Regions from separate parts of the Homo sapiens genome. Here region 2 is linked to region 1. A link is an interaction called in ENCODE POLR2A ChIA-PET data of the cell type or tissue named here. Cell type or tissue: PC-9. All regions are shown on one strand. Links, peaks and the distances in the headings refer to the core of each region. The heading gives the core; the rest is flanking DNA. Region 1 overlaps ZBTB7C (zinc finger and BTB domain containing 7C). Region 2 overlaps ZBTB7C (zinc finger and BTB domain containing 7C).

The links. Peaks named below come from ENCODE experiments on the same cell type or tissue, not always from the same donor. Only the 100,000 strongest peaks of a DNase experiment are listed, where the experiment ranks them.
Region 2: POLR2A ChIA-PET joins it to region 1 with 5 read pairs; 2 of 35 experiments call an interaction of 5 or more read pairs at or near these places.

What each region holds. Positions count from the first base shown.
Region 1 is chr18:48,202,828-48,205,735 of GRCh38, forward strand. The region is part of intron 2 of ZBTB7C (zinc finger and BTB domain containing 7C); the gene reads right to left. Among named protein-coding and RNA genes, the nearest start is that of ZBTB7C-AS1, 42 kb to the left of the region's middle. In PC-9, for the core only: no CTCF peak of the experiment used is centred there; a DNase peak (open chromatin) is centred at 1,654.
Region 2 is chr18:48,091,280-48,094,187 of GRCh38, forward strand. The region is part of intron 3 of ZBTB7C (zinc finger and BTB domain containing 7C); the gene reads right to left. Among named protein-coding and RNA genes, the nearest start is that of ZBTB7C-AS1, 70 kb to the right of the region's middle. In PC-9, for the core only: no CTCF peak of the experiment used is centred there; no DNase peak of the experiment used is centred there.

The sequences.
Region 1 (2,908 bases), core at 163-2,662:
CCAGGAGTCCCATGGCAGCTGTAACCCACAACCCTGGGCAGAGGAAGGGCTCAGGAGTTGGGCATGGCCTTCCCCTGCCTCCACAGAAGTCTCCAGCCTGAAGATCACCTCCTACCTCCCCACCTACGCCCCTGGCCTTGCCCTCTTACCCTGCTTGCCATTCATCCAGCAGCCTCAAGACCCCCTCTTCTCACCCTCACCCAGCCACGGCCCCTCCAAGGTGTCCACACCTCCCAGCATGGAATGTCAGGCCCTCTGTTGAGCAAGAGGATGGAGGCCCAGATGCCTAGCTTTGGTGCCTCTGCCATGAGAGTCTTCCCCCTTTTCTGCCCGGGGCCTCACTCAGTCTCCCTCTTTCCACCCTTTCCCAGCAGAGACCATACTCCAGGAATTCATGCACCAAGGCCTAAGGGCTCACAATAACACACAGCGTGGCTCCAAGCACAGTCCTAAGTCAGCAGAGCCACAGCTCCAGGTGGTTGCAGGAGATGTGGGAGGTGGCACCACTGGACTCATGTGGCCAGGGACATGGCTGGCCTGGGCCGAAAGCTGGCAGGCTCCGCTACAGGGATCTTTCCTTAACTCACCCTATGTGGAGAAATCTTAAAGCTGCTGAGAAGGACAAAACAGCTTGGGTCCACTGTAGGAATGTTCTGCAGTGCAAAAGAATGGACTTCCTCTTTTGCTTCTGATCCTAGACCCATATTCCAGAAACATCAACAACAGGGACAGCGGCCCCATGGAGCTGCCTTCAGGTTGCTTCATTTCTGTGTGACCTTCTCAGGGCTAAATCTTTTGGTGTCACCTTCCCTCAGAAGTGGGACCATGGGCCCCCACTGCCCCACCCCCTGGGTTGGGTGTTCCTGTGGTTACCCTGAGCTCCACCACAGCACCTGTCCCGCCACTCTTTAAATGATTCCTGAAGCAGGAGCTGTGTCCCCCTCATCTTTACATCCCCAGCACCCAGCCCAGAGCCTGGCACAAGGGAGTTGCTTGAGAAGTGCAAGGTGCAGGCAGCCCCCCACCCCACCAAATAGTCTTTGCAGTACAGGGTAGAGAGGAGGAGAGGCTCTGAAGAGGGGGTGTCTCCTCTACTCATAATTTCCCTGGGGATTTTTCAGTGACAGCTGTTAAGCCATCCTTGACCATTCTGCATGAGTCCCTGATCCTGAACCAGGTGGCCCACACATCAGCTACAGTGTGAAGCTGCTCTTGCACACCTGGGAGATGGGGGCTCCCCCTCAGGCCCTCACCCCTTCTCTCTGCAGTGCCTCCCTCCTTTTTGCATTCCTTCCACCTCTGATTTATACCTTGGCCACTCCATCAGGTCACACTGCTTGCGGTGGTGGGAGATGGATAGAATGTGCCTGGAGAGGGTCCTCACAGAGACAGCAGACGTGCTGGGAGGAGCTGGCCTCCTCCTCTCCACCCAACCAACTCTGCGCATGCCCAGTCTCTCACTCCAGCCTCCCTTGTGAACCTACCCACCCCATTCCACACGGATCTTTTTACCTAGATACCCACTGCACTTATCATCTCCTCCTCTTTCTTGGCCTTCTGGGCTGCTTCTAAGGGAGAGGCTCAGAGCCAGGTGGAACTGGAGAGGATGACTAATGCCCTTTTATAATCTCGCTGGGAGACAAGGCCCATGCAGGAAGGGAAGGTACAGGTTGGAAAGCCTGATAGCTTTCCTTGCTGATAGAGCCGGAACTTAAACCCAGGCCTCCAGACTCCTGAGACATTCCTTCCCTTCATGTAGCTTAAGCTTTGCCTCCTTATCTACAGCAACATTCCTAAAGACAAGACCATGCCTCTTGAGGACCAAGCAAAAGAGTCACCCAGACTAGGACCTTGGCAAATATTTGACAAATGGTTGTGTTATGTGTTCCATGGCCTAAGGTTACCTCCACAGACCCACTCCTCAGTACCAATTCCACCCTCTCTCCCAACACATCCCAGCTATACCCCTGCAGCCTATGCCAGAGGCTCCCATGGAAACTCAGCCAGGAGCTCTCAAAGGAGAGAGAAAGTGTGTACATTTAGCCTGCTTTGGGCTTACTGGCAATTCTCATTTGGCTGCTGACTTCTCTTGGCCACTAAGCAAAGAGGTAAGTACTCATTTTAATGGTGGCAAGGTACAGTGAGAATAAAAAAGCAGCCCAGCTTGGGGGTGGAGTGGGGAGCAATCTTGAGGGGGGTTATATCTGCCTAGGGACCAATGACCAGGGATCCTCAGGGCCCTGGGGACACTCTTCTTTCCCCTCTCTTCACTGTAGGAAGATTTTCAGGGTAGCCAGGAAGTATTTACTGAGGTCTAGCACTCTGCAGAAGGGGTTAGAGGACATCTAACCCCTTAGTTTACAGTTTGGTTCAGGCAAGACTAGAACAAATAAATGAATCTAGCAAGGCTGCTAGACAAAAGGTCAATAATCAAAAATCAATTATATTTTCTATAGACTAGTGACAATATGTAGAGGACAAAATTTTTAAATACAACTTACAATAGCATTAACAAATTAAATACCTAAGAAATAAAACCAGTGAAATATGGGCACAACCTCTACACTGAGAAGTACAATGCCGAGACAAATAAGACTTAAAGAAATGGAGGTACTATGTTCATGAGTTGAAATAATCAATAGTGTTAAGATGTCTATTTTCTGCAGGAAGGAAATAGACAGTATTAATAACGAAGTCAATTTCCTGTAGGAAGGAAATAGACATCTTAACACTATTGATTCTTTCAATTAATGAACATAGTACTTCCATTTCTTTAAGTCTTATATGTTTAGTCATCTATGGTGAGTAAACATAAAAGATCATGCAAATGCGAAATAAAGAGACCATATTCTGCAACAACCAGAATGGCTGAAATAAAACATCAAGTATTGGCGAGGATGTATAACAA
Region 2 (2,908 bases), core at 169-2,668, 110 kb before region 1:
GTTATGTTGCCCAGGCTGGTCTCAAACTCCTGGCCCCAAGTGATCCTCCCATCTTGGCCTCCCAAAGTGCTGGGATTGTAGGCATGAGCCACCATGCTTGGCCCTAAATATTGTTTTGAGATGTATCAATAATAAGAAATAGTATGTTCTTTTTTAAACTAAGTTTTTGAAATCCAGTGTGCATTTTACATTCACAGTGCATCAGAACTTGGGGTGTTCACATTTCAAGCACTTGATATCTACAGGCAGCTCATGGTTATTGTATCGGACAGCTCATGACTGTAAGCATTTCCAGGGTGGGTCTCATTTATTAGAGCTTTTAGACACATTGGCTGTAACAGCTGAGGGAACTCTTAGGACTGCTTGGCCCAGCTCCTTCACTGTGCAGGTGAGGAGACAGCTTCGGACAGCGAGGCAGAGTCTAGCAGGCCAGAGCTCTAATCTTCCTGACAGGACCCTACTGATGTTTTCTGAGTTCTGGGCTGGAAGACTCTGCCCATCTCACCCACTGTGGGTCCTTAAGAAAGGTGCCACTTCATCATTGTCCAATGATACCTTCAGAGGCCACTCGGTGGCCTCCGTTTATCCCATTTGGCAGAGTCCAGTGCTCTGTGTATTCACACTTAGGCCAGTGCTTCTCTTCACACCCAACTCCTCCAGTCCTGGGTCAAGTGGTGGAGAGATGAGGACACAGGAAGAAGAACCTTGGCAAAGATGCAGGGTGTGGATGTCAATCATAGAATCTGTGGCAGCATAGATTCTATGTCAATCATAGAATCATTAACATGCTGATATTGCAATAATAAGGGCACCATCCACCCAATCAGCCCAAGTGCTTGTTTCTCCATAGTGGGTCGACACTTCCAGACACAGAGCCCTGGCGGAAATTACAGGAGGAGTGCCATCTCCACTTACTAGGCTCACAGCATTAGTCAACACTTCCCATCCCCTTGGCAAATGTAATGAACTTAACACGTTGTGAACCCTGGAGGCTACCAGCCTTGCCCTGGTATGCCCCAACGCCCCTGTACCCATTAGCTGAGCTGCATGCCTGGTAAGGAGCAGCTGCGCTGGGCCCAAACCTGTTTATGCCAGTTGTACTGGTTATTGTTCTTCACAATTTAAATATCATGTAAACTGATGAAATCGAAGTACAAAAAGAAAGCAAGTTGAAGTTTTCATGCAGACTAAATTGATATACTCAAAGGTGAATCACTTAAAAAATGCTGTTGAATTGGGTGTGGAGGAGATAATACAATATTGGAAAGCAAACTGGAAACCTAGAAGGATTTTGCACTCAAATACGCTTTGCATCTGTCTTTAAGTTCTCATACCACTTTAATAAATCCATTCTAGAAACCACAGAAGAGTCCTTATGGGGATGGTTTACGCCAGAAGAATAGAGGGGGAACCCTAACCACTAGACTCATATGCAGATGAAAGGCCTTGACCCACCTCGAAAGACTGGTGGAGAAGTGTACATTTCTAAGTGCGAAGTTAAAATAAGATTTGTAAGTTATTCATGCAGCTTTGGTTTCTGATCTCTGCTTTAACTGGCTTTTTGGTTGACTGATTAACTCTAGGTTTTTATCGGTAGATAAAGGCTGATAGATCAAACTTTTGCTGAGCCTTGCTTGCCGAAGGAAAGCCATGAAATACCCTGGTATACTTCCACTAAACACTGAGGATGGAGGCATACAGGGGTTTTGCATTTCTACAGGGATCCTGCAAGTGCCCGGGGGCCAGTCAGGACCAGGTAATTCAACAGAGAGAATGTAATGTGGGGACTCATGTGAGGGAACTCACGATTAACAACAGAAAGCTGTGAGAGTAGAAGAGGGGAGACTGTATTAACAGAGCACTGACTGGGCTTTCCTGCCAGTGCCCGAACTAGGGTAAGGGAGCTGGGCCCACAGAGTAGACTCAGCCGTGGTGGAGATGCCACCTGATGTGGTGGTAGGGGGAAGATACCCGGTTTCTCCCTTCTTCCTGACCTCCTGCCTCAAGCTCGCTCTAGCCCTCCCCCTGGCCAAGCCTAGCCAGAAGCCTACTGGCAATGCCACTGGCAGGGCAGCCCCCAACATGCAGAGCAGGGAAGATATCTGAGGGCATCTGAGGGTAAGCAGGCTCAGGACTGGCCCAGATCTGCTGAAATCCAAAAAGTTTATATGAATGACTCGGAGTGGAATTTAAGACACCTCTAAGGCTGAGCAAGAAAAAGTGAATATTTGAGGCCAGAGCAGAGACAGGGCTGTCCTCCTGATGGCCCACAATCCAGCTATGTAAGTGACTGCCTATTCTAAGCCTGGCCTTAAGGGCAGCAGTGATTAAAAAAAAACAAAAAAAACACACACACAGAGATTCATCTTGATGTAACCACAGGAGTTCATAGAAGAGGCAACAAACTGCCCAGGTAAGTCAGAAAAGTCTTCACTAGGAGGCCATGCCAGGCAGCATCTTGGTTTTTAAAATTTTTAAAAGATTAATAGGCTTCGGCCAGGCGCGGTGGCTCACGCCTGTAATCCCAGCACTTTGGGAGGCCAAAGCGGGTAGATCATGAGGTCAGGAGATCGAGACCATCCTGGCTAACATGGTGAAATCCCGTCTCTACTAAAAAAATACAAAAAAAATTAGCTGGGCGTAGTGGCAGGTGCCTGTAGTCCCAGCTACTTGGGAGGCTGAGGCAGAAGAATGGCGTGAACCCGGGAGGCGGAGCTTGCAGTGAGCTGAGATCACGCCACTGCACTCCAGCCTGGGCGACAGAGCGAGACTCCATCTCAAAAAAAAGAGAAAAAGATTAATAACCTTGTTTATTATAACCAAAACCCAAAGGGTGGCTAATTTAAATGGCCATTGCACTTTATTCTGGCTACTGTTCAACTGCTGTCCCAAAGTCAGATGGTACTGA